Linked DNA regions of Homo sapiens: regions 1, 2 and 4 are each linked to region 3. A link is a contact called in ENCODE Hi-C or POLR2A ChIA-PET data. All regions are on one chromosome and are shown on one strand. Each heading gives the region's core, a stretch centred on a gene start or an enhancer-like site at or near the end of the contact. The rest is flanking DNA. Distances are from core to core; before and after follow the strand shown.

The links. A loop is a pair of places that touch in the nucleus more often than their neighbours do. ChIA-PET counts read pairs that join two places held with the same protein, here RNA polymerase II (POLR2A). Pooled maps may share reads with other maps.
Region 1: a pooled map shows a loop between it and region 3 (5-fold over the local background). The contact joins the promoter of ZNF414 here to the promoter of CERS4 in region 3. A Hi-C loop is called at or near these places in 1 of 37 single-sample maps with no recorded cell type and 9 of 50 pooled maps. POLR2A ChIA-PET finds 5 or more read pairs at or near these places in 1 of 52 experiments (HepG2).
Region 2: a pooled map shows a loop between it and region 3 (4-fold over the local background). The contact joins the promoter of FCER2 here to the promoter of CERS4 in region 3. A Hi-C loop is called at or near these places in 1 of 168 maps with a recorded cell type or tissue (GM12878), 5 of 37 single-sample maps with no recorded cell type and 5 of 50 pooled maps. POLR2A ChIA-PET finds 5 or more read pairs at or near these places in 2 of 52 experiments (activated B cell and activated CD8-positive, alpha-beta memory T cell).
Region 4: a loop to region 3 is called in a map with no recorded cell type, with 9 times the contacts of the local background. The contact joins the promoter of PRR36 here to the promoter of CERS4 in region 3. A Hi-C loop is called at or near these places in 2 of 37 single-sample maps with no recorded cell type and 4 of 50 pooled maps. POLR2A ChIA-PET finds 5 or more read pairs at or near these places in 1 of 52 experiments (H1).

What each region holds. Positions count from the first base shown.
Region 1 is chr19:8,512,902-8,515,601 of GRCh38, forward strand. ZNF414 (zinc finger protein 414) reads right to left here and starts at 1,266. Exons shown (of 8, transcript NM_001146175.2): 1 at 1,143-1,266; 2 at 128-440. The coding sequence starts at 1,145. RefSeq lists a silencer at 967-1,276.
Region 2 is chr19:7,700,779-7,703,564 of GRCh38, forward strand. It overlaps FCER2 (Fc epsilon receptor II), which reads right to left and starts at 1,353. Exons shown (of 11, transcript NM_001220500.2): 1 at 1,237-1,353. LOC105372262 (a long non-coding RNA gene) reads right to left here. Exons shown (of 5, transcript XR_936296.2): 5 at 2,302-2,343. RefSeq lists an enhancer at 1,240-1,349.
Region 3 is chr19:8,207,874-8,210,665 of GRCh38, forward strand. It overlaps CERS4 (ceramide synthase 4), which reads left to right and starts at 1,497. Exons shown (of 12, transcript NM_024552.3): 1 at 1,497-1,621. RefSeq lists a silencer at 1,178-2,097.
Region 4 is chr19:7,873,025-7,875,724 of GRCh38, forward strand. PRR36 (proline rich 36) reads right to left here and starts at 1,366. Exons shown (of 6, transcript NM_001190467.2): 1 at 1,262-1,366; 2 at 395-672; 3 at 173-275. The coding sequence starts at 665. RefSeq lists an enhancer at 568-1,084.

The sequences.
Region 1 (2,700 bases), core at 16-2,515, 300 kb after region 3:
CCACCGGCTGCTCCGTAAAATGATGAGTGGCATCCCTCTAGAAAGGCCCTGAGGTTAGAGATTCTCTACGTCTCGCTTCTATTGTTTCAGGGACTGTGATTCCCCAGAAGACCCCATCACAGATCACCTGGAGGTGGGCGTCGTCTGGGAGGCCGCAGGTCCTCGCTGGTCCCGGAGACTATGCTGGTCAGGCCAGGGCTGGGTCCGGGGCCAGGCTGGCAGCTGTCTGGGGCTGGGGAGGAGCCCTGCTGCATCCCTCCAGCCCCTCCACGTTCCCACACTGGCGGTGTGGCTGCCTGCTCAGGGCCTGGCTCCTCCGACATGGAGGAGGAAGGGGCTGCAGCTGGCACAGCCGGGGACAACACCTCCTTGTCGGTCTCACTGGAGCTGGGCTCTGCAGTGGCCAGCATGTCTGGGATGGGCCCTGAGGGTTTCTCCTCCTGGTGGAAGGAAGAGGCGGAGAGAACCCTTCTGGGCTCTGGGTCAACCCAGTCGGCCCCCATCCTAAGGAATCACCAGCAGGAGAGGATAGGGGAATACGTAAGGGTGGACTAAGCTCTTTTTTTCTTTTTATAAAGATGGGGTCTCGCCATGTTGCCCTCACTGGTCTTGAACCCCTGGTCTCAAGTGATCCTCCTGCCTCAGCCTCCCAAAGTGCTGGGATTAGAGTCGTCAGCCACTGCACTGGCCCGGATTGAGCTCCTTATGCATACGGGAGAAACATCTGCTCTCCTCAACTAGGATAGGTGGGAGCCCCAGTATGCACACAAGCGTGGCCTAGAGGGAGTGGGCGGGGCCAAGGCTACGGAGGCGGGGCTATGGGCAGGCATGGACTGGGAAGATGCTAGAGGAGCTAGACATGGATTGTCTGAGGACCGAGACCGGCCGGCCTCGAGCAGTGTGGACAATCTTGGAGGTGCTGGGGGCCCGGATGTAAGAAGTTTAGGGGCGGAGTCCTAGCCTGACGGGCGTGGTCCATTCCGGGCCGGGCCCGGAAGTAGGGCGCTCTCCGAGTGACAGCCAGCGGCGGACGGGTGCCCGGATGTGGGGGCGGGGTCGGCCGGAGGCTGTAGGCGCGACAGGGCCGCTCCCCGCCAGTCCCCGCAGCTCCGCCGCGCCCGCGACCCCGGTGCCGCGCTCACCATCTTCGACACGGCTCGGCCTCTTGTTTCTGCGGCTCCGGCGGCTGCAGCTTAGGCGGCGGCCACCCTCTGGGCAGTGCGAGTTCGCGCTCACGTCAGCGCCATTTTCCACCTCTCAGCTCTCGCGAGACTGGGGGCGGGGCCTGCGCAGGGCGCTCGGAGAGGGGGCGGGGCCTGAGGGCAGAGTCACCCTGGAGCTCAGGTCGGACGCTGGTGCAATCTTGCTATCTATCCCCGGGCAGTCAGCGCGCACTTCAGCAGACTCCGTGCACGGAGATCCGGGATGACCTCGCTGTCCTAGTCTTCAAAGTGGGCACCTTCATCCCTCTAGTCTTGTCCCAAGATCAGCCCTGGACAGGCGATAAACAGCAGTTCTTTCTTTATATTTTTTATTTTTTTTTGAGACAGAGTTTCGCTCTTGTTGCTCAGGCTGGAGTTTAATGGCGCGATCTCGGCTCACTGCAACCTCCGCCTCCTGGGTTCAAGCGATTCTTCTGCCTCAGCCTCCCAAGTGGCTGGGATTACGGGCGCCCACCACCACGTCTGGCTAATTTTTTGTATTTTTAGTAGAGACTGGGTTTTACCATGTTGTCCAGGCTGGTCGTCACCTCCTGACCTCAGGTGATCCACCCGCCTCGGCCTCCCAAAGTACTGGGATTACAGGCGTGAGCCACCGCGCCCGGCCAGTTCTTTATTTTTTATAGTGTTGAGACAGGGTCTTGCTCTGTCGCCCAGGCTGGAGTGCAGTGATGCGATCATAGCTCGCTACAGCCTTGACCTCCTGGGTTCAGGCGATCCTCCCATCTCAGCCTCCCGAGTAGCTGGGATTACTGGCGTGTGCCACCATGCCCAGCTAATTTTTAAATTCTTTTTAGAGACAGGGTCTCTCTGTGTGTTGCCCAGGCCGGTCTCAAACTCCTGGGCTCAAGCGATCCTCCCGCCTTGGCCTCCCAAATGTTAGGATTGCAGGCGTGAGCCACCTCGCCTCCCCTTGCACTCACATTTTAAAATGGGGAAACAGCATCGCTCGAGCCAGGGACGTCGAGGCTGCAGTGAGCGTGATGGCACCACTGCACTCCTGCCTGGTCGAAAAAGCGAGACCCCCATCTCTAAAAGTTAAATAAAAATGGGGAAATAGTAAATCAACAAGTGCAAAAACAATCTTTTGTCCTATTCAGAGCAATGAAGGAAACAATGAAATGTCGAAGTGATGGGTCAGGGAAGCCACTCTGAGGAGGTGACTTCGGAGCTGTCTCCAGATGATCAAGGAGTGAGCTGGTGGAAAGCCCGAGGAGCAGGGGGCTCTACCGGATAGCTGGTGGTGATGTCCTGGAGTGGGGCAGGACGGGCTTATTTTGGTCAAAGAGCAGCGAGGTGGCCAGGGCACCACTGGAGCAGAGTGGAGGCGGGGTGTGGAGGTCAGAAAGCGAATATGGTGCGCGGCAGGTCACGCAGGGCCATGGGAGTGGTGCAGAGAGAGGAGTGTGGTTTATGTTGTAACCACTGATGAATTTTTAGCAGGGGGAGGCGCATCATCTGATTCCTGGCAGTCACTTGG
Region 2 (2,786 bases), core at 103-2,602, 510 kb before region 3:
CTGGGATTACAGGCGTGAGCCACTGTGCATGGCCTATTTTTTTATTTTTTGAGATGGAGTCTCGCTCTGTCACCCAGGCTAGAGTGCAATGGCACCATCTTGGCTCACTGCAACCTCCACCTCCCGGGTTCAAGCGATTCTCCTGTCTTAGCCTCCCAAGTAGCTGGGACTACAGGCACCCACCACCACACCTGGCTAATTTTTGTATTTTAGTAGAGACAGGGTTTCACCATATTGATCAGGCTGGTCTCGAACTCCTGACCACAGGTGATCTGCCCTCCTCAGCCTCCCAAAGTGCTAGGATTACAGGCGTGAGCCACTGCGCCCGACCAAGTCCTCTGACTTTAAAGCATCTACTATGTGCTGAGGAGCATGGGACTTGGGGTCCTTCAGGCCTGGAGGTCACGGGCTACCTTCTTTCGCTGCTTGACTATAGGTAAGTCCCTTCTCTCGGAGCCTCAGGGAGGTGGGGTGTGGCGCGGCCAGGCTCTGATTAGCGGCAGCTCAAGCTGGCCCTTTTGACATTGTGAGAGGAACCCAGAGACCATCCTGGGACTGGAACTGTCCAGGGAGGCAGCTGGACAGACCTGAGTCCGAGTCCTGGCTTCTTCCTGGATGAGCAGCTCAGTTTGCTCATCTGTAAATTGGGAGTATTCAAAGCACCAGCACACAGTAGGTGCTCAGTAAACCTACTGGCAGGATGCTGGGGGACTGTCCTCATTCTGTGGGGCCTCTCTCAGTGGAACTGAGGTTCCAAGAGGGTAAGTCATTTGTCCCCATCACGCAGTGGTGGGACTGGAACTCAAACCCGGGACCCTTGAGCTGGGAGCCCATTTGCTCAATCATCTGGAGACATAATCTCATGGTGGGGTGTCTACTGGTAAGTGCTGGGTGGCAGGATCCCAACTCCAGGCCGTCCTTCTAACCCAAGAGGTCCTGCCTCTGCCTAGAGTCTTCCATGGCTCCCCAGGGCCCTCTATGATCGGCCCAGCGCACTCACCAAGCTCATCTCAGACCAGATGGCCTGCTTTCACTTCCCCAAATCAGGGACTCGAATGCCTCGAGATTCTGTCCACACTGCGGCCCCCACCCCCGCCCCCTCACCACCCACCACCTCCCTTCTCTGGTTGTGACCTCCTGCTGGTCATCCCTTGAGGCTCAGCCCAAGGTCGTTTCTTCCAAGGGCGCTTTGATCTCCACTTCCCATGGCCAACCCCCAACACACCAGATACGTACTCACTTAGTGGAGTTTGGAGCCTGTGTCTGTCCTCCTAGTGTGTTGGGGTCGACCAGAGCGATTGGCAGGGACCGTCAGAGACAGAGGTTTAAGCAGGAAGAGAGACACTTTCTTCTGAAAGTAGAGCCACTGACAGCTTCTATTTTCATAGACCTAAATATGGGCTTGCCACCCGGATAACATTACACGCATGGCCTCTCCTGGTGCTCCCCACACCCGGGTGAAGTCCGTGTTATTATTATCTCCATTTCTCAGGTAAGAGAATTGGGTGAGAACTAGAGATGTTAAGCAGCAAGTTCCCACAGGGCTGAAGGAGGTGAGTGGTAGCGTCAAGATGTGAACCACTGTTACTGCACACTGAATCATACCACTATGGCCGATCACAGAGGGCCCTGGGGAGCCACGGAAGGCTCTAGGCAGAGGCAGGGCCTCTTGGGTTAGAAGGACGGCCTGGAGTTGGGATCCTGCCACCCGGCACTTACCAGCAGACACCCCACCATGAGATTATGTCTCTTGATGATTGAGCAAATAGGCTCCCAGGTCAAATGTCCCAGGTTTGAGTCCCAGCAAGAAAAAAGGGAAGAGGAGAGAGAGGCAGAGGAAGGGGAAAAAAAAGACAGAAGGAAGGAGAGGGAGAAGGAGGAGTAGGAGGGAAGGAGGGAAGCGGGGGGAAAGAAAGATACGTGAGATAATATTCAGGTCAAATATGGACAGTTTTGGCTGGGCACGGTGGCTCACGCCTGTAATCCCAGCACTTTGGGAGGCTGAGGTGGGAGGATCACTTAAGCCTGGGAGTTCAAGACCAGCCTGGACAACATAGCAAGCCGTTGTCTCTACAAAAACTATAAAAACTAGCAGGGCATGGTGGTGCATGCCTGTGATCCCAGCTACTGGGGAGGCAGAGGTGAGTGGATCACTTGAGCCCAGGAGTTCAAGATCAGCCTGGGCAACACAGTGAGATGAAAGAAAGAAAGAGAGAGAGAAAGAGAGAGAGAGAGACCGGGCACAGTGGCTCACGCCTGTAATCCCAGCACTTTGGGAGGCCGAGGCAGGTGGATCATCTGAGGTCAGGAGTTCAAGGCCAACATGGTGAAACCCTGTATCTACTGAAAATACAAAAAAAAAAAAAAAAAAAAAAAAATTAGCTGGGCATGGTGGTGGGCACCTGTAATCCTAGCTACTCGGGAGGCTGAGGCAGGAGAATCGCTTGAATCCGGGAGGCAGAGGTTGCGGTGAGCCGAGATCGCGCCATTGCATTCCAGCCTGGGCAACAAAAGCTAAACTCTGTCTCACAAAAAAAAAAAAGAAAAGAAAAAAGAAAGAAAAACAGAAAAGAAACACCAAACTCCATCCCAGCCCCATCCTGGAACTAAGACTTCATCCCCATGTCCTCACAACATGGCCCAGCTGGACTTATTCCCAAGCTTCCTCCTCCTTCTCCTCGTGTGTCCCCATTGGTGGGACAGTCCGTCCATCCACCCAGACACCCCGGCCCAGGTCCAGGCCTTGTCCAAGCACTTCCCGATCTTCCACCCCACCGCTCACCCAG
Region 3 (2,792 bases), core at 247-2,746:
ATCAGTCTGGCCAACATTGTGAAACCCCCGTCTCTCCAAAAAAAAAAATATATATATATATAAATTAGCCGGGTGTTGTGGGCGCCTGTAATCCTAGCTACTCGGGAGGCTGAGGCAGGAGAATCGAATGAAACCAGGATGCAGAAGTTGCAGTGAGCCGAGATCATGCCATTGCAGTCCAGCCCGGGCCACAATGCAAGACTCCGTCTCAAAAAAAAAAAAAGAAAAAGAAAAAAGAAAAGAGAAACAGTGTAGCAGAGGGAAGGCCAAGTGCAAACGCCAGGAGTCTGAACTTGGAGGGACAGGTTCTTCCACACTTGCAACAGAGGTCTCCTGCCTCCCTGACCGCCCCGCCCCCCGCGCCCCTGTCTGTGTGAGGAAATCAAATCTCAGCTTGCCTAGGGCCCTGTGGCAGGGAGGCCCCAACTTCACCCCATGGGTCTTGGGTCTGCTGAGCTGAGTCAGAGAAAGGTTTATTATCCCCATTTTACAGAGGCTTATTGTCCAAAGGCGAAGCCACTTGCCCAGAGTACATGCGGTGGGCCAGCGACTATGAAAACCCCTGGGGCTGTCCTCTGTTCAGGGATCGCCCAGGCTCCCTGCCCCTGCGCGCTGCTGAGACTGGGTCATTTTCGGTTCTACCAGGCAAGCGGGGGACCCAGCCCCCACTGCTGCTGCCCTCAGCCAAAACCAGGGCTGCGCCACCACCCACCCGGCCTATCTCCCATCTTATCTCCCCAGCTCTGTCGCCTGACCCCTGCACCCCACCAAATCGCAGCCTTTGCCCGGTGCCCTCACCGCCTCGGTTGGCCCCCGCGCGCGCCTCGGGCGAACCCCTGGACTGGCCCTCCAACAGGGCCCCAGACTCGGGGTACCCAGGGTGGCCGCTGAGGCCTGGAGAAATCTGGGCCTCCCCTGTGCACCATCCAACTGCGCGCCCCAGAGGCTCAGGGCGCCCCGGGAGTGTGGGGGTGTGGACAGATGAGCAGAGCCAGAGCATCTCGGGCAGAAGAGGGGACCTGGGAGGGGGCCGGGGAGACAGACAGCGAACAGGGGTGAAGCCGGGGCCGGACGGAGCGCGCAGCGGACAATACTGGGTTCAAAGGGGAGAGATAAGGCGCAGACTAGAAACGCTAGGCTGGACCCGGGCCAGGCGCGCCGCGGGGCAGAGATGGGCGGAGCGGGAACGGGGGCGGGGGCGAGAATGGGGGGGCGGGGACGGGGGCGGGGATGGGGTGCGGGTGCGGGGTCGGGGGCCAGGGAGAGGCCTAGTTGCGTCGAGGGGGGCAAGCGCCTGGAGGACCCGGCGCCCGCTCCAGGCCCTGCCCCTCCAAGTCCCCCGCCCCGCGCCAGGCCCCGCCTCTCCAGGGCCCCAGCCCCGCGCCAGGCCCCACCGTTCCGGGGCGCGTGCCCCGCCCAGGCCCCGCCCCCACGGCCCCGCCCCGGGCTCCCCCCACTCAAGCCTTTTTTCCCCTGCTGGGGGCCGAGGCCCGGCCAGGAGCAGAGTCCGGCTGCCTGGGGCGGGCGGCGCGTGTCTGCAGCTGCTCCGGGTAGCCCGCTAGGCGCGCCGTCCCCAGCCCCGCCGCCGGCCCTCGGTGCGCCCGGCCGCCTGCACCCCCAGGTAAGCGAGCACCCCGCGCCGCGAACACCGCCCCGAACGCCACCCTCACGGCGGTCCCCGGCCCCGCCTCCGCGGCCATGGCGGCCCCAGCCCGGCCCCCACTCGCAGCTGGGCTCCAGCCCCCATCACCCCGCCGGGGACTGTCCCCCTCGGGGCTTCCCATCATGGCCGTCTCCCCGAGCTATCCGCGCTCCCCCACGAGGGCCGGGGCGCAACGGGTGCCCGAGGACGCGGCTGTGAAACGGGCTGGAGCGAGTAGGGGCGATCCTGGCCTCGTGACGCGGGGGAATCCGGATGTGTGAGCCGGGGGAGCGCCCCGTTTCCCCGACGTGCCAGGGCTGGGGACGCAGCTGGGGCCCTGGCCTCGGAGTCCGCAGCCCGGCCGCGTAGACGGCTTCTGAGAACCGCTTAAACACGTCATTCCAAGCCCGAGCTAACCCATCAGGCGGCCGGGGTGAGGTGGAGGTGCCCAGGCGGGGATAATGTCATTTGGCCTGGTTGGACCAGCCAGCGAGGGCTTTTTAGGCCCAGGGCCTAGCCGGGAGTGTGTGCGGAGCAGAAAAGAGGCCAGCCTGGCTGAAACGCGGAGAGGGAGGGTCTGAGGTGGAGAGAGGTTGGCCGGGGCCTGGGAAGCGGCGAGGAGAGTGTGGAACCCGTTCTCGGGGCGGTGGGGACCAGGGAGGCTTGGAACAGCAGGTGCATGGCGTGATCGGATTGTGTCTTAAGAACATCCCGTAGCCGCTGTGGGTAGGAGAGATGGGGATACTTGGAAGGGGGCTTCTGGCTTGACCTGGCTGGAAGGTGTGATAGGAAGTGGGTGAACTGAAAATTCGCTTTGGCAGAGTAACATCGTCTAATTCTGTCTGTTTGCAAGTGGAGCGTGGGGGACCGATGTTTCTCCTGGGTAGTTAGGAGTATATAGAAGAGGCTTTCATTGCTGGGTTGGGAGACTTGAGGAGAAGCTGCTCTGGGGGACACAGGAAGGTGGGCAGGGGGAGAGGCTGTTGTGGTTTGCAAAACCTACCAGATGGGGGAATGCTCCCATCGACTCCAGTCTGAGCTCAGGCAAGGTCTCAGGCATCTGAGCGCAGAGGCCAGGGTGACCCCACTGGGGCGACCTGGGTCTGTTATATGGGGATAGGGTTCCTGGACTGTGGAATTGTCTTTGAAG
Region 4 (2,700 bases), core at 116-2,615, 330 kb before region 3:
CCCATCTGTGAAATGGGCATGTGCCCTCTCTGAGGACCAATAATGGCTTTCACCCAATTTGTGCCCAGTGACCTGCAAGTGCTCCCGCGCCCCAACTCGTGTAAAATAAAAGGTTCCAGACTCTGTGACGCTAACCCTGGCTTAGGAGACTGGGGGAGAGGGAGCAGGTTACCTGGTGGTCCCGCTGGCACGCCCTGGGCTAGAAACAGGGCCTGGGCTGGTGTTCTTGGCAGGAGGAGCTCTCTCCCCTCTCCCAGAGGCTGGGGGCCTGGAGGCTGCGGGGAGAAGGCCGAGTCACAGGTGCCCCGGAGAGGTGGCAGTGGAGGTGAGACTGGACAGGTATTGGAAGGGGGAGGGAAGATGGGGGCGGAGCTGAGGAAGGAGGCTGGGGTACCAGGGTTTCGGGAACTTGTCCCAGCACTCCGCGTTGGTCCCGCTCGGGGAGCAGACTCGGGAATAGTGGCCCCGCCGATGCCCCCCGCTCGCTCTGCCAGAGGCTTTCGCCCCACTGCTCCCGCAGCTCCCAGAACTCGGAGGGCTGCGGGAGTTACTGGGGGAGGGGGTCGAGGAGAGCCTGGGGGCCTGGGGGTCAGAAGTCCAGGAGCGCGAGCAGCCGGCGTCCGCGCGGCGGCCCCTGCCTTCGCCTTGTCTCTCTTGTTGTCCATCTTGCACCTGAAGAGACAAACCGGTCCGCATCCCAGGTTCTGGACAGCTACGCCGCCTCCAGAGACCTGGACCCTGCTACCTCACTGCCCTTTCGCAGCATCGCCACCCATGGACACTCAAACCTCGGCCTCGGCTTCCATCCGCTCGGCTCCCACGCACCTACACCCACTCGCCAGCCCCACTGCTCCTCGCTGTCCCCAAGTCCCACCCCCCACCGCTTTTCCCTAAAGCGAAGAGGCCCTGCCCGCCCCAGCCCACCGCCTCCCCCGCCTCGGCTCCAATTCAGGACCGATCTCCACGCCCCTGCCCCTTGCCCCTTCAGGGACTCAGACCGCCAGCCTCGAGAGCGGGGGACTGCCACGGGCTCAGGATGTCGCATCCCTCCAGACCCGGAGCGCACGCCCGGGTCTCCCCGCCAGCCCCCATCGGCCTCCCCTGGCCTCCCCGAGGGATGCCTGCACCTGCCGGGAGGCAGAGCGGCCCCGCTGCCCGCGAACGGGCTCCGGGAGACAAAGAGCCGCGTCCCGGGCCCGACCCCTCCCCCAGCCGGGCCTGGCCCGCGCCCAGCCTCTCCACCTGCTCGCGTCGCGCTCACCTCCGCCTCCGGCCTCCGGCCGCTCCTCACAGAGTCGCCTGGGGTGGGGCCCGGGCCGGAGCGACGCGGTGGCCGCCAGCGGCGAGGAGGCGAGGGGAGGGGGCTGCGGGCTGCGGCGCCGGGGGAGCCGAGCCGGTCCCGCCCCTCGGCCGCGGGCGGGAGAGCCGGGGGCGCGCGCTCGATCCGGACCCGGGAGCGCGGCCGGCGGAAGCGCGCCGAGGGGGATGGGGGAGAAGCGCGCTTTGGAGAGAAGGGTGGCTTCTCTGCGGTCCGGGGGAAGCCTGTTTCCCCAGCTGCGCCTGAGGAACCCAGATAGTCAACGGTTGGGACTGGGGGAGCAAATCCCTGGGGTCCTCCACTGTCCTTCCCAACACATACACCTGCCCCGACCCCCACCACAACCACCTGGCACCAAGGACCGCCTGGACGCGGATAGGCTGGGCCCTGGCAACCAGGAGGCGGGACCACCGCGCCTCTGGCCCACACACCAATCCGGCCGCTCGGTGGCCCTGGCACTATCCAGTCCTTCGCGTCTGCGAAAGCTAGGCCGCCCAGGGTCTCTGGGGGGCAGCCGCCCTCCGCCCCACACCCGAAGGTGTTCCCCAGACGCCAGGAAACCCCTTATCTGGTTGGGGGGTCGAGGGACTGCTAAGAGAATGCTGCCCTGGGAATTTCAGGATGCAAGGTAGACCCCAGATTTTGGGGAAGATAAAGAAAGGAATAGGAGGGAGAGCGACAGGAGACACAGTATATTCTGTGAGAGGTGACCCAGCCGTCTGCAGGGTAGAGCACGCCCACCCTCCACACCCTCCCAGCTAACGGGATGTCAAGTCAGCCCAGACTTCCTGGCAGAGCTGGGCTTCCGGGGGACAAGGTTCTGTCGACCTAGCAGGTGTCAAAACAAGTGCATAAGGCCGGGCGCGGTGGCTCACACCTGTAATCCCACTGCTTTGGGAGGCTGAGGCGGGCGGATCACTTGAGCTCAGGAGTTCGAGACCAGTCTGGCCAACATGGCGAAACCCTGTCTCTACCAAAAAATACAAAAATTAGCCGGGCATGCTGGCGAGCACCTGTAATCCCAGCTACTCGAGAGGCTGAGGCAGGAGAATCGCTTGAACCCGGGAGGCGGAGGTTACAGTGAGCCGAGATTGCGCCACTGCACTTCAGCCTGGGCGACAGAGTGAGACTCTGTCTCAAAAACAAAAACAAACAAAAAAACAAAAACACAAGTTCATGAAGGACGCAGAAGATCCTTTACAAGGGTCCCAGCCCAGCCGGAGCGAGTGGGAGGTGTCCTGTTGCTGACTTCAGCCAGGGCAGGGGCCTCGGTGGAGAGCGGTGCTCCAGGACTGTGGCATGAAGAGGGTGGGAGCCTGAGGGTGGAAATGGCCATTCCTCAGCTCCCTCTCCTTATAAGAAGAGTCTGGGCCGGGCATGGT